Linked DNA regions of Homo sapiens: all the other regions are linked to region 1. The links are chromatin loops, found by intact Hi-C in ENCODE. Cell type or tissue: dorsolateral prefrontal cortex. All regions are shown on one strand.

Region 1 (5,000 bases):
CTCCTTGGGGGGCAATGGAAATATTGCAAGGGCACATTGTCCCCCAATCTCATCTACTGATCTTTTCCGTAAGAAAACTATGATATACTTTTAAGCATTAAGTCAATCGTTTCCTTGGTAAAAATCACCACATTTATAAGAAGCTCGCTGATGCCTGCTATACAGATGTTTTACGCAATCTGCTCTCCAGGCATTAAAACGACATGGCATGTTCATGGCATAATTTTATCTGTTGTACAAAACTACAAAATCCATTCAAAATAAAATTTACGAGAGCTAACTGATCATGCTGTGCATGCTTCAAAGTTCGGTGAGAAGATGGCTCATATTTTACTTCCTTTGCTGCAGCACAGTTTGTTACTTGGTGGTGAAGCCTCCTTTTTCCGTAAGGACTTTTTCCAAGATTCATTTACATTGTTTCTTTCATTATATCCGGTCTCAAAATAATCATAAAATTGGCCTTTGCACTCAAAAGCAAGGTCATTTCCCACAGGTTCGTGGCTGAGGGGGCCACCATCTCTGTTGGTGTCATCATTTGCTTTCTCATCATTTAATTTGGCCTTTTCCTGAACACCAAGTGATCTGACATTAGTGACAAAGATTTCATTGGCAGGTATCTGGCCATCACTCTTGTAAATAGATGCACTACCTACATCAAAATCCACCTGGCGGGAACAACTCGGTAAAGGCAAAGGGGGAGAGGAAGAGGAAGATGAGGAGGAAGAAGAGGCGGAGGGAGAGGAGGCAGCAGTGGAGGCACTTCCAACATTAGCATTGACAGAAAGGGGTAAATTTAGGTAGTGGCCACCACATTCTTGGTAAAAGCAGCAGGCATGAAACTTTTCACATTCCTCTTTGGCCATCCGTGGTCGTTTTCGGTAAGGGCAGTCTTGAGCCATAAACCACTCTTGGGCAGAGGTGCCATTGAAAGAGCAGGCAGGGAAGCACCAGTTATTCTGCATGATAATTTCTCCATGGATCCTTTTCATCAAATTGTTTATAAGGACAGATCTTCGGAGGTACACTTCAGGATCATCGATAAACTTTAGCTTTTCTAAGGACATATAAAGGATGTGGGCTCGTTCCTCAAAAATTGAGATGGTCTACAAACCAAAAAAAAAAAAAAGAAAAAAACAAACAGAAAAAGGAAGAGAGAAAGCTTAGAAAATGGACTATATGAAAACATCATCATAGCATACTTCTTTCTTGGCACTGTCTGGGTCTGGGCATGTTGTGGTCTTGTTCCGCAGGGTTAATTTAGAGAGGCTGTCCCCCATTCTGCTGATATTCCCTTTCCTCACTTGGCTGGAGCACCCACCCACTTCCTGACTCACTGGTGTGGTCAAGCACTAGGGAATCGAGCCACAGTGCAGGCCCCAGGAGGGACAGTTCAGGTGGTTTGATCTATTATGGCCCAATAAGGAAGATGCTGAAACACAAAACTAATCTAAGCTATTAGAAGTCAGGAGAGGAGGTACTTTCAGAGTTGGGGTGAGCGGGGCGAGGGGTAGTGTTAGAAGCCGGCAGAAGGAAGATTCTGGTTGCTAGTTATGTTTTGGTTCTCGACCTGGATGTTAGTTACATGACCTCATGAAATTCATCAAGCTGTACTGTGATACCTGTACTTTTTTATGTGTGTCTATACAAATACACACACACAGACACATAACTCATATATTGTACATCAATACATGTTTTTAAAATGATGCCAAAATGCAAGTCATAATGAATATACTTCAAACCCTGGTCTAGCCAAGAAGGAGCATGAGATTTGGCTTTTAATGCTGTCCCTCTTTTAATCCTTTGGGTTTCATACTTGCAATTATCCTTGCTTGATAAGAGGACACACTAATGAATGAGGCTCAGACCCTGACAGAATGTGTCAGTTGAAGGACCAAAGTAGGCTTCCTTGTGGAGCTGAGTGGGAGACGAGATGCCGAGAGGAAATGAGAGGGCTCACTCCTGAGCTGTGTGACACTGTCACTATGCGATGGTTGGTGCAAATCCAGTAGCAACTGGGAAACTGCTACAACCACAACACAGAAACTAAAAAGGAAATAAACTGCTTGTGTCCTGGGGACCAGTTATTCCAGGCCATCAAAAAAGCAAACTGGCACCATAACCTGAGGAGCTGTGAACTAAACCAGCCCATACTGACCAAAGGCAGGGACTACACATGCAGGGAAAAGCCCAGTACCTACCAATGCATTCTGCTGTCTTTTCATGAGCAAGGTAAAAGCAACATCTAAAGGATGAGGTGGCAGAGGGGGAAGGCAAGAGGAGACAGAGAGGAAGAAGAATTGAAAATCCTCTCTGCATTTCAGACAACTATGGTCTGTGCTTATACCTGCCTTGATTAAATCAGCAGATAGTTATTGAAGGAAGGTAACTCTAAAGAAAAATGAACTGATATTTCAAAAGCTTAGATGCCCAGATTCATAATTCTATGCAATTTCCCCATCTTGTTTTTTTTTTTAACTATACCTACAAAAAAGTTAGCTTTGGTCTTTTCCTGGAAATGAAGTCCATGTTTCAACAAACTTATATGTAACCCATGTCCAGTGAAGTGCATATTTCTACTTGTATACACACATTCAAGGATGATGAGTCTACCCATAAGAGGTCAGGAAAAGCCCTGTGTAACCACCCCCATGTGGACACACAGGGAAGTAGCATTGGCTGCAGGAGCCAGAACTCAGACTGGGGAGAACATGACAGGAAAGAACGAGCGCATTCCCCACACACAAAAGTGTGGAAGAACCATAACCCAAAACACAGTCTGAGAAATATTAAATCATACGTTAAAAAAAATTCCTTGGATTACATAATTTTGACATTTCTGGGTAGAATAGCTCTTGCCAGCTTTTTCTTCAAGTACTTGTGAAAAATAACACAGGACCCAAAAAAGCGACAACGATTAATGAGGCTCCACTGAGAAGTGGCTCATTTTCATTGCTTGGGTGAAACAATTTAATTCCTGGAAGTGGATCAAGCAACTGTTACTAAGTATCTTAAACTCTTAATAAAAATAATGACTATTAAAAAAACATACTTTATGGCTACAGCTGCTGAGTGGTGGGTGAAAATCCTCTTCTTCCACATACTTCCTCTTAAAGTATGTGATCTTGGATGTTGTTATAGGATTTGAAATTCCCCTGTAATGTGATCCTGTGGTAATAAATCAGATATGACAAATGACATGCGGTTTGCCAGAGGTTCTCCAAACAAAATACTTTCGTTTCCTTTCCTTCTAGAGGATAACTTGGCTACATATTTGTCTGTACATGTGGTGATTAAAAATAAACATTTGTCTTAATAGTTGCTATCATATGGAATCCTGTGACCCAGGCTAGGAAAAGATTTCTAGGCAATTATAGAGGAAAATCACATATTTTAGCATTTAATAAATATGCAGAATCTTAATTCTATGCAAAAGGAAACTGCAACATTCATAAAGGGGAGGAGTGTAATTTCTCTAAAATATATTAGTATTTATTTAAATTGTTTAATTAAATTCATGACAACATAGCACCACTGTTAAAGATGTATACATCTTTAACTGTAACCACTGATAACCAAACAACTTTGAAATCTTATTGGCTTTAGGTTAGTGAACAAATGGTTATCTGCACATTGGGATTATAGCATTCCTTTTTTTCAAAATACAAAATTCAAATTTTTAAAATTTGAGTTAAAATTTTGGGTAACTAATGTCCTTTTCACTCTCCAAAATGTAGTATGCCAACCATGAAGACCACAGTTTTTAATCTTTTTTAGCAAAACAGACTTCATTGAGTACTTGTTTTATATTTTAGTTTCTTTTAAAAATAGCTAATACTGCAAAAAAATCCAAAGGAACTTAAACTATAAGAAGAAAGAATCAGGAAGAACATACTTCTATTTTCTTGGCTTTAAATTTTTTTCCTACAATCCTAAAACCAATTGTGTGCTTTACCCATTTATGCCATAGGTTGCAAATTTTTTTGTGTTTGAAAAGTCAGACCTTGGTGATGACCTTGAGCAGTAGGATATAAATAACTTCCACAAGCTTAGCGTTCCAATAATGGAACACTGGGCATAAATGGGTTAACAAAGAAAAGAAGCTCATAGCTGCTGGCCCAAAGTGCAGATTCCTTTATATCTCATGGGATAAAGGTGTCATTGTTGAGCCCACCAGAGCTTTCATAGTTGTGAGAGAACCATACAGTTCCACAGGGTAGAAAACCAAAACCCAAACTCAGAGTTTCAATATCTGGTTTGGCCCTCTTAAAAATACAGACACATGACTTATATTCAAAAAGCAGCATGGGTAGACACAGGTTTGAATGCAATTTAAATATCACCTCTGGTCCTCTCTCTGGAGCTCTGGACTCACTTATGAGAGGCGCACAGGCAGCCCGGGAAGTCCCTGGAGCTTTAGCTCTCCTGGCTCAGAGGGGCACCCCAGACACCACCTCCTGTCCACCAGGCTGGCTGCAAAGGGCAGCGAGGGGTGGGGGGGATGGGCGCAGGTCAAGGGCAATACCTGCCAGTGGGGGACCAGCTCCCCGGTCTCCCTGCAAAGGAGCTTGTGCTGGCCCTGGGGGGCTTGGGCCTCCGTAGCTGTCAGCCTCCCATAGTGTTTGGTACCCAGCAATTTCAGCAGCTCCTTCCGAGACAATGGGCTCGCAGAATCTATTCATGGACAGAACCAGAGTCATCTCTGACAGCCTCAGATCTGAAAAGAAAAAAAAAAAAAACAAGAATGAAGAAAACAGCCCTAATCAAGAGCAAGCCAAGGGACGGCCTTGGCATCTTCATTTCTTTGCTTTGGGAAACTTTTACTTCTCGGCCCTCCCCTTTACCCTGAAACATTTTATTATTTTTTCAAAGAAAACCTCAGCAAACTCTCTAGCTGCTATTAGCTCAGCCTCTGTGTTCAGCAATCTGCATTTCATGGGCGGATCTTTAAAACCCCATTTCTTATTGTTCTCAGATTCCCTTCAGCCCTCTTCTAGACA
Region 2 (5,000 bases), 96 kb after region 1:
GAGATGGGGTTTCACCATGTTGGCCAGGCTGGTCTTGAACTCCTGACCTCAGGTGACCTGCCCACCTCAGCCTCCCAAAGTGCTGGGATTACAGATGTGAGCCACCATGCCGGGCCATACTGTTTTTATCTTACTGAAGGAAACAGAATAGACTAGAAATAAAGTTGTTATTTAGAGACTCAGCAGTAGAAAAGTATATTCAATGTCTGTTCAGCACAAGCACTGTACTAGGGAATAGATGAACTGATTTCAAGGCAGACTATGATAAACTGCCTTTAGAGATTTTATGGGAGAAAATATGTGGATATGATTAACTCTGGTAACAGAAACAATATTCTGGAGATACCTGAAGTTGGTCCTAATAGTATTTCAGCAGGCATAGGGAAGGGCATTTCACACAAAGAAAGTATGAGCTAAGCCCCCAAAAGTGGGTATCACGTTTGGTAAATGTAAACTGGTCTGGAGTGGCATGTGTATATGGGGAGGGGGTGGAAAATGCAGATGGAAAGGAAGATTGAAGCCAAATTTTACTCATCCAGCACTATATGAATATTTCTATTAGAGACTTTCTGTCCTGTAACTGTTGCTTTGTCTGTCTTTCCCACTAGACTGTGAGTCCCTTCAGGGCAGAACTTTTGTTTTATTCATCTTTGTATGTCCTCAAATTAGTACAGTGCCTATCATTCAGCAGGCACTTAATAAATATTGCTGAATGAAAATAATAAATCATGAAAGACATGAAATGCGGTGGTAAGAAAAGTTGGACCTACTCTACAAGTAATGGAAGCAAGAGAGGCATTTTGAACTGGGGAGTAACATGCTCAGATATACATCTTCAAAAAATAAGGCCAAATATGCTGCATGACTGAGTGCTTGAGCAGGGATCACAACTTACTTAGCTGTGCTAGTGATAGATAAGTCTTTACTTGAGATAATACTTGCTTTGTGCACATTTTATATCCTGAGCAAAAAATTGCAATTTTTTACCCTGTAGCAAAACATAGACTTAAAAATGTTTTATTATAATCAATCTTACTGATCTAGACACGTTATAGTTGTAGTAATCATGTAAGATTTTTCTAACCTACAGACCTTTAGCGCATACTAAGAACTACACATTGTGCTTCAAAATTAATGTAGCTGACTTCCTTGATTTCTTACTAGTCTATCACATTTCTGAAAATTTCAAAAAGCTTCTTTCTCTGAGATATCTGAGTCACTGCTGACACATATTGGGTTGCTAAAGACTCCGTATCCCAGAAATGCTCTCACATTTACACCTGGGGGAAGTGTGAGCTTTTTAAATTGGTCACTCAGCATATAGAGTGTTAGAATCAGTTATTCCTACACAAGTTGATATATCCAATTATGTTATATGTTCCCTTTAATGAATTTGTTTTAAATGAGATGATTTGAATCTGTTTTTAATATAAATGTTTTTATTATTAGAAAACTAAATAGAAATAAATTAAATTATTAATATAACAGCCCCAAATGATTTCTAAGTGTCTTCCATGTTTTGGATTATAATTATCCATAGACTATTGGTTTTCCAACAGTGGTTAGTGAAATCTATTGAATTTCATTTTAAAAATATAATTTTAACTATTTAAAAATTAAAATAAGAACAATACGAGTATATAAATGAGTAATATAATAGAGGCAATATAGTGTACTCGTAAGGAAAGGAAACTTTGCAGTCAGATTTACGGGGGTCTGTTACAGGACCGTGACTTTAGTAAGGTATTTAGCATCTCCATACTTCAGTTATCTAAAAAAGGTGAAATAACTATGTCTACTTCCTTAATAGTTATATCACTTGTTAATATATTAGGGAACACATTGTATTGCAAATAAATTTAATGTATTATTATTTGTATCTTGGACTAAAGATTTACCTGTCATTTCTGTTTAATTGAGAATATTTGAAGTTTAAAGAGCAAGCTGTCAAAGTTATCATTTGTAACTCCTTATCTATATGAATCAGAGTTTTCTCTAAAATGTATAATTAAAACAAAAGAAATACATTGCACTGGATTTCAGAGCTGCAGCAAGATGAAAACGTATTAGCAGCAATTGCATAACTGTAGGTGCCTGTGCTTTGGAGTAAGACAGTTGAGTTTATGAATAAGCTCTAACTTTTTGCCATCTGCGTGACCTTGGACATGTTTTAAAAGTTCCTTGAGACTCAATTTCCTCATCTATAAAAATAATATAGTAACAGTACCCTCTAGAAAATTTTATTCTCAATTTTTTGTTCATCAAAACAACCCTATCATTTTCAGTATTAACAGATGTTACAAGTAAATATTATAAAATAAGATTTGTTAGTAAAATATCACTTTTCTCTGCCTTACTTTTTTGAGTTATAAATAATATTTCATTTGAAATAAAGGGTCTGAATGCTTGAAAAGCTTGAAAAGCCATGAACTACACTATCTTTATATCTTATTTCTGAATGGTCATTCAAATGACCACATTTTATACATTGTAAGACTGTGCTGCCCCCTGCCGACCCAGTTTCTCCAAAATATTTTGAGTCTTCACTTAAGTCAAAACTTACAGTATTACACTTAAGTAACTCTCTAGTAGTCTGGTGGACAGTAATAATATAGATGGTAAAATATTGAATATAGCGCTAAATAATATATGACATTTTTCAAGATATTAAAATATAAACAAACGGGAGCAAATGAATATAATATACTCCCAACTGTGTAATATTTAACAAATTTAGATATCCAATTCCAAGTAACTATTGTAATTGCTATTGTTTACAGTGCTGCTGACACATGGTGAAAAATTAGCAAAATATAGACATTTCTGGCTAAGATTAAATATTCAGTAATTATTTCCCTGATTCTTTCACCGAATTAATAGCAACTTGATCTTTATTTCCCTACATTAGAATGGCACTTGTTTTTTGGCTAGCTGCAATGTTTTAAAATTACACTTCTAATGCATTACCTTTTCCAACTTTTGGGCATCTTCTCTTTTTTAATCTCACATGACCAACCAGATATACACTGGTGATTTTTCCTCCGGATAGTATCTCAAAATAGGCTCTTCCTTACTACTAAAACTCCTCTAATAGAGTGTTATTATCTAATAGTGCAAAAAGTACTTGACAAATCAAAAGAGCTAGGAGTAGTTCTACCTGTTGCTAGCCCTAAGCCTGGGAAGTAATTGATCTACTGAAAGTCTCATTTTTCTCCGTTATAAAACAGAGATTCATGTTCATGTCCTCTCAAGTGATAAGATTACGTGAGCTAACACATAAGTGTTTTAAAAATAGATCACTATATTTCCATAATGCAATTTCATCTTAGTTATCTTTTCCCCATTCTGATGCTTCTTCTACACTATTATCTGTGTAGTCTGCCGTGAATGCAAACAGTGGGAAATGGGGGAGGAAGGGGTGCAGAGAGCAGGCACAGGAGAGGTCTCCTATGCTCAATCAGGTCATCCTCCATGTCAGCTCAATCTGTTACTTACTTTTAAATCTTTGAACTTTTGGCCTTGTATCTTTTTTCTGGTAACGTTCTTAGTTTTCCTTAACTGAATGGCCATTTTGGATCAGCTCATCACACTACAGTTCACCAATCTCCATGCCAGCATATGGACATCAGACACTGGTAAACTAGACTTCCATACACCTGGCTTTGGTGGGGACACACCTCTACTCAAACACCCTTACAGGCAGAATGGTGAAGTAAGGACCTCTGAAAGTCTGCTCCTCTATAAAAGCAACATGAACACTGGCAAACATTGTCAAAAAAAACTTTTTCAGAACTCTGAACTAACTAAAGGCCTGCAACACTCCAAGGAGTGTTTATTCAAGAAAAATGGCTCAATACTGTGAGAACTACCAAGGTTTGTGGCATTTTAAATATACCCTATTCCCATTACCCTCTCCCCAGTTCCCTGGTAGTGTTGAAAGCCAACACTTGCAACTGTGAAATCCAACAGCCTCATAGATGCTGGAGGGGGGAAGAATGGGTTTGGAGTGCCCAGGAGCCCCATCTTCAGAGAAATGACATTACTTCACTTGTCTCACAGTTCTGTGAAAAGTTCCATTCTCAGGCTTTGTTTTGATTTTACTTGACTCAGATTGATAAGAACTATATCCTTAGAACATCTGTTGGAAACAATCAGTGGCAAGTGTTTAACATGGCAGTCACCAAAGAAGCAGTACTGGCTCTGGCCAATGAAAAAATAAGAGCAAAATCTAGGGAATGAGATGTTAATAGGGATCTCTGAAAAGTTCTAAGGCATTTCTGGAAATCTAGCAGTCTACACACATGTGCAAAGCTATGTGCATGCCCAGAAAAAACTTGAGAAGGTCCTAGTCTCTTACCTCTAGCTGATCTTGCTGCTCTGTGCATGCAGAAAGTGAAAGTTAAGGCACAGTTGTAAACTGACTCTTGGAGCATTGAAAGCATGGCTCAATATACACAGAACCCCTCAGCAAAGACTTAATGAAATCTCTGTCCAGTTGTTAGCTGAGCTGACCACTAATGTTAACTGAGATGCACATGACAATAATATAGACTTTACAAAAACCAAGAAAGTCATCAAAGAGGAATGACAACAACAAACAGCAACAATAAACTATGGGGGCGACTAGTCTAGGAGAATGTCTTTGTCAAGGCATTCAGATTGGAAGTGAAGAATCAGAACTACCTCTATTCACAGATGACATGATCTCCTATGCAGTAAATCCTAAAATGCACATGAAGAAAATAACTACTAGAACTAATGAATATGCTCAGCAAAGCTTCAGGATTTGTGATCAATATATGAAAATCAATTTTATCTCTTTACACTAGCAATGAACAATTAGAAAACAAAAAATTAAGAAAACAATTCCATTCACAATAGCCTCAATATGAATAGAATACTTAGGAATGTATTTAACAAAACTGTAAAATTTGTATTACACGAAAGTTACAAGACACTTTTGAAAGAAATCAAAGAAGTCCTAAATAAATGAAAAGACA
Region 3 (5,000 bases), 360 kb after region 1:
AACTGGAGAAATTAAAATCACAATCCCTCCAAATTCTCTCACTCAGCCTTGGTTCAAATTAAAACTATAGGTCACAGAGGTGTTTGACAAGCCTTGGGTAAAAAGAATATCTATATTTTTTTTATTGATTTCATTTTATTTTTTATTTACTTGTTTAATTAATTAATTAATTAATTTTTTTTTCGAGATGGAGTCTCGCTCTGTTGCCCAAGCTGGAGTGCAGTGGTGCGATCTCAGCTCACTGTAACCTCCACCTCCCGGGTTCAAGCAATCCTCCCACCTCAGCCTCCCGAGTAGCTGGGATTACAGGCACCTGCCATCATGCCTGGCTAATTTTTATATTTTTGTAGAGACCGGGTTTCAACATTTGGCCAGGCTGGTCTTGAACTCTTGAACTCAGGTGATCTACCCACCTCGGCCTCCCAAAGTGCTAGGATTACAGGCGTGAGCCACTGTGTCCGGCCTGATTTCGTTTTAAAACAAGAATCTCTATCTTAATGAACAGTGTTCTTATCCTCTTCCAAGGGCTTTCCCTGAGGCTGCCAACCTCCAAAAATTGTTTTATAGTTCCAAATTTCCTACTTCTCCTTCCCCAATCAGAATCTTTATTCTTACAAGGCAAGCTGTTTAACTAGGTATGAGAGGGAAAGCAATCTTATTAAATTAAATCATACTAATGTGTGAATGACTAAGTGAGACTCCTCAAGAAGTTTTTGACTTTTTATAAGAGAATATTTACTAACCCTAAATAGTATCTAGATTTTCAGCCTTCACTATAAATTGGGGGGAAAAGGCAATATAGGAAAGATTTCTACTAAGTTATAAGCATGAGTTCCTTAAGAACAGAGACCATCTCATTTTGGGAGTACTGAGTTACCTAGTACAATCAATTGAGTACCTAATCAATATTTATTGAATTGAAAAGAATGTGGAAACACAGAGTGGATAGGAGAAGGGAGAGGGTAGGAAAGCAAGGGTACTGAGGGGAAAGAAAAGACAGGAAGGAAAAAGAGAAGAAAGGAAGGAGGAAGGAAGGAGGCAGGAAGGAAATCCAAGAGAGGGAAAGAGAACTAAACACAACCCAAATTATGGTACAGTTCCTGGTTTCTTTTGCAGTGAGAGCCCTCAGAAAAACTGTAGCAAAAAAGAATTTATTTGCAGTAGAAAAAAAAATTTTTTTAACTGCTGCTGTTTCAGAGTGCCAACAACAGAATAGAGCCAAGAGATGCTGAGCCCTAAGGAAAGATATTGATCAAAGCCATAAATTTCTGTTTTTCTAGCACAATAGCAATGACTCATGACGGTTGACTGGCCACCGTCAGTGAGCCTCCCTGAGGGCCCCTTGTACCCAGCAGAATGGATCCACTGGGTCCATGATCATCTAACAGTCACAGGAACTCAGGGACTAACCCTGTTAGGGTTATGAAAATGGATCTCTGTAGATTCAATATAATTAGAGAGTGCATTCATCCATAGAAGTCCACAGTGGAATTTTCCACAGAAGCCAAACTAAAGTGGAAACTTGACAAAGAAGTGGAGGTCAGAAGGCAAGAGCCAGGACCACCAGTTTTCCTTGGGGTTTCAGGAAATAAGGGAAGAAATCTTTCTGAGCTGCTAAAGAAGAAAAGTGAAGCAGCAGACTGGCTACAGGGAACCAAGAAGACCAAATGTTCTTTAGAAGCTAGAGAGAAACGGGCTCAGGGGCTCTGAGCAACAGAATCCTCAAACAAGATCAGCCCAAGAACCAAAGGGATTGGGACCATTTTTGCCAAGATATCTATCAGGGAATATAATCTGTGCACTATGTGATTGGCCTGCTCTAGATGGAAATATCAGAGGTCCTGCTCAGTTCACAGCCAATAAGATCATATGCATTTAAGTGCTTGCTTCCATCTGTACCAACAGTGAAATCATGGTGCCTGGATTTAGAGCCAAACGCAGTCCGGACCCTCCCACTCAGGGTTTTATGACCTTGGTTAAGCTACTTAATCACTGTAATCCTCCATTTCCTCATCTGTAAAGTGGAGGAAAAAACTTTTGCTACCATTTAATAAGTATTTCCTATTGCCAGACACTATGCACTCTACAAATATTACCTTCTTTACTCTTTACCACCATCCCAAGAGGTAGGTATTATGACTGTCTTGACAGATGAGGAAAATGAGGCTTAGAGAGATTACCATGCATGTTCAAGGTGTCACAGCTGGTAAGTATTAGGATTGGAACTGACACTTGGTCTAACTTCAACGTCCACAGCCTCAGACTGTGCAGCACTGCCTATCCAGCTGCCCTAAAACCACAGAGTTGAATGCAGATGGCAATTTTCCATGCTTCGGTTCAAATACAGCTGAAGAAGCACCCTCTTCCTCTATCACAGTGGGATCTACAAAAGGGAAGTCCTCCCCTGTTTATTTTTCAGCGAACAAAAGACACAGCGCCTTTTTCTGGGTATTTGTTTTATCTTGTTGGCATCCTAAACCTACAGACTAGAAAACATCATTCTCAGCCCCTCAGGTCTCCAGTGAGCAAAACTATTATAAGGAACTGCCATTTGTCAGCTTTCCTCGGTACCCTCGACAGGGCAAGGGCATTGCCAAAATATGGTCCCTATTTCTGCAGGCTGTCAGCGGCTGCAACCTTGGAATTCAACCTCTCCAGCTTATTAACACAACAAATTACCCACCACGAGAACTGCGGAGTGCATTCGCTTGGAAAATGGTCTCTTTTTAATGAAGTGATTTAATTAGGAGCAATTTTCCCATCAGCTCACTTGTCAGAGCATGGCTGAGGCAGCCATTGAGATGAGCGTTTGGCCTGTGCCTTCCTGCTCCCTCCTTTCTGATGCCACCTTTTGGAGAAGGAGGAAAGTGAAACCACTTTAGGAAAACACAGTTCAAGCTGGGAAAGGAGACAGATCAGGCCTGAAGGCTGTTTTGTAAGGTCTTCAGAGAGTCCACCGTTTCAGGATGTGATTTGTCCATTTGTAGCGTGATTCTCCCAATGGGGATTTTTAAAGACTTGAGCATCTTGTGTGTCTCCCTTCCGCTCCTTGCCCTTAGCCTTGATCTCCTGCAGGCCTGGTGGTTAAGAAAACAAAATGAATTTCAAAGCATTACTTGCTGGAAATGTGTAACTCTGAAGGATGTTTGGGGAGGAGGACTAATGCATGGTTGAATCCAGTTGAGTCTGTGGTATCCACAGGCTGCAAAGTTTCTAAAATTGCATTAGAAATCTGATTTTTTTTTTTTTTTTTTTTTTTTTTTTTAATGAGACAGGGTCTTGCTTTGTCACCCAGGCTGGAGCGCTGTGGTGTGATCATGGCTCACTGCAGCCTTGACTTCTCAGGCTCAAGTGATCCTCTTGCCTCAGCCCCTCCCAAGTAGCTGGGACTACAGGTACACGCCACCATGCTCAACTAATTTTTGTATTTTGGGTAGAGACAGGGTATCACCATGTTGCCCAGGCTGGTCTTGAACTCCTAAGCTCAAGCAATCCGCCCGCTTCCCAAAGTGCTGGGATCATTGGTATGAGCCACTGTACCCAGACTGATTTTTTTTAAGCCAAATTTCCATCCTGGACCACTTGATTTTGACTTTTTGTTGCATTCCCATCATATTTTCAGCTCTCAGATATATAGTATTTGACATGTATGGATGCCTGTCTTTCTGTATCATACATGTGAGCCTTCCACCACACCTCCCAGATTTGGGAATAAGCAGGTAAGAGTCCCCTGATGCCAATGGAATTTTTTGTGTGTGAGTGCAATTTTTCTTAATTTTTCTAGAAAAAGGGGGATAAAGTTGAAGTTTAGGATCAGTGACTAAATGTTTTGCAAAAAGGTACATCAGTGTTGAGAAGATCAGAGAGCTCAATGAGTCTAGTGTGGAAAGAGTTCATGGAAACGGTGAGTTTTTGAATGCAGTCTGAAAATACTTGACAGATTTGTGGCTCCCTTTATGCATATTTAATCTTTTTTCCCTAAGAAAACCAAATAGTCACAAATTCTTTATACTCACTTACAAAAAGTGACAGTAGAAATGTAATCTTTCCAAGGGAAATATTTTTTCACTGTTGTATGAAAGCATCATTTGGTATATGGTTAGGATGGCATATAAGCAATTCTGTGATCCACAGCAGTGTTTACAGATGCTAGCTGAGACCTCGTAGTCAGTTTGTGGACCATGACCAGCACTATTAAAAAGGAAATAATCAAATAGAAAAGGACAGAATAAAAACCACCAGTTTTATCATTATAGGTGTAATCTTGTACACACACTGTGTACCAGCATAAAAGGTAGTTCTTACCAGTGGTTCATGGAGCTTGAAATGTGGCATCAGAAGATCTAGGTTCTAGTTTTGGTTCTTCCATTAACTAACTATGTGACCTTGGGCAAGTACTTAATTTCTCTTCTTTAAGCTTCTCTTTCATTATCTGTGCAATGAAGGCTGAGGTAACTATTTAAGCTTCTATTAGGTTATGAAATATAAGAAATATAAATATATTCCTGCAAAACTGTGCTACATCCCAAAGTCAACTAAATGTGAGTTGAGGGTGTTTTGAATTACCTGCATTGTTGCTTCTCCAGTGATATCTGGGTGGCTACTCAAGATTCAACAGAGATAAGCCCTTTGATCCATCTAGCCATATTGTCAAAGGACTTTATTGCAGTCTTTATGAAAAGGATATTTCAAGTCATAATGAATTTCAGAAATAAGTACGTCAAAGACAAAATCATGGCACAATAACTTGCTGTGGTCCATGCATCTCTACCACCAGCCCCTCATCTCCCTGAAAAAGGAAATATAACAAGAAATACAAAGCTTTGTGCAGCTGGGGATCGTGCCTTGTGAGAGTGAAAGCACGCCTCTCTCTGATGTTTCTCATTCAAATGGAATGTCATGTGCACCTTCCAGAACAAAAAGTTCTCTTCACATGTTCTGTATCATAACTACGCCTTACTTCTTTGTAGTTGAACAAAGGTCTGACTTTTATCACAGAT

Evidence for each region. Peaks named below come from ENCODE experiments on the same cell type or tissue, not always from the same donor. Only the 100,000 strongest peaks of a DNase experiment are listed, where the experiment ranks them.
Region 2: it touches region 1 in a loop (2.4-fold over the local background); 11 of 110 quality-filtered maps call a loop at or near these places.
Region 3: it touches region 1 in a loop (3-fold over the local background); 3 of 110 quality-filtered maps call a loop at or near these places.

The regions. Positions count from the first base shown.
Region 1 is chr1:210,237,661-210,242,660 of GRCh38, reverse strand. It overlaps SERTAD4 (SERTA domain containing 4), which reads right to left. Exons shown (of 4, transcript NM_019605.5): 2 at 4,526-4,717; 3 at 3,053-3,168; 4 at 1-1,103. The coding sequence starts at 4,700. The coding sequence ends at 324. Among named protein-coding and RNA genes, the nearest start is that of SERTAD4-AS1, 6.3 kb to the right of the region's middle. RefSeq lists an enhancer at 4,005-4,515. In dorsolateral prefrontal cortex, a CTCF peak has its summit at 2,701; a DNase peak (open chromatin) is centred at 2,670; H3K4me3 peaks cover 804 bases; H3K27ac peaks cover 1,940 bases.
Region 2 is chr1:210,141,172-210,146,171 of GRCh38, reverse strand. All of the region lies in intron 6 of SYT14 (synaptotagmin 14), which reads right to left. Among named protein-coding and RNA genes, the nearest start is that of SERTAD4, 89 kb to the left of the region's middle. In dorsolateral prefrontal cortex, a CTCF peak has its summit at 2,494 (motif pointing left); a DNase peak (open chromatin) is centred at 2,501.
Region 3 is chr1:209,873,580-209,878,579 of GRCh38, reverse strand. No RefSeq gene overlaps it. Among named protein-coding and RNA genes, the nearest start is that of UTP25, 48 kb to the right of the region's middle. RefSeq lists an enhancer at 2,524-3,025. In dorsolateral prefrontal cortex, CTCF peaks have their summits at 2,660 and 2,863 (motif pointing left); a DNase peak (open chromatin) is centred at 2,799; H3K27ac peaks cover 5,000 bases.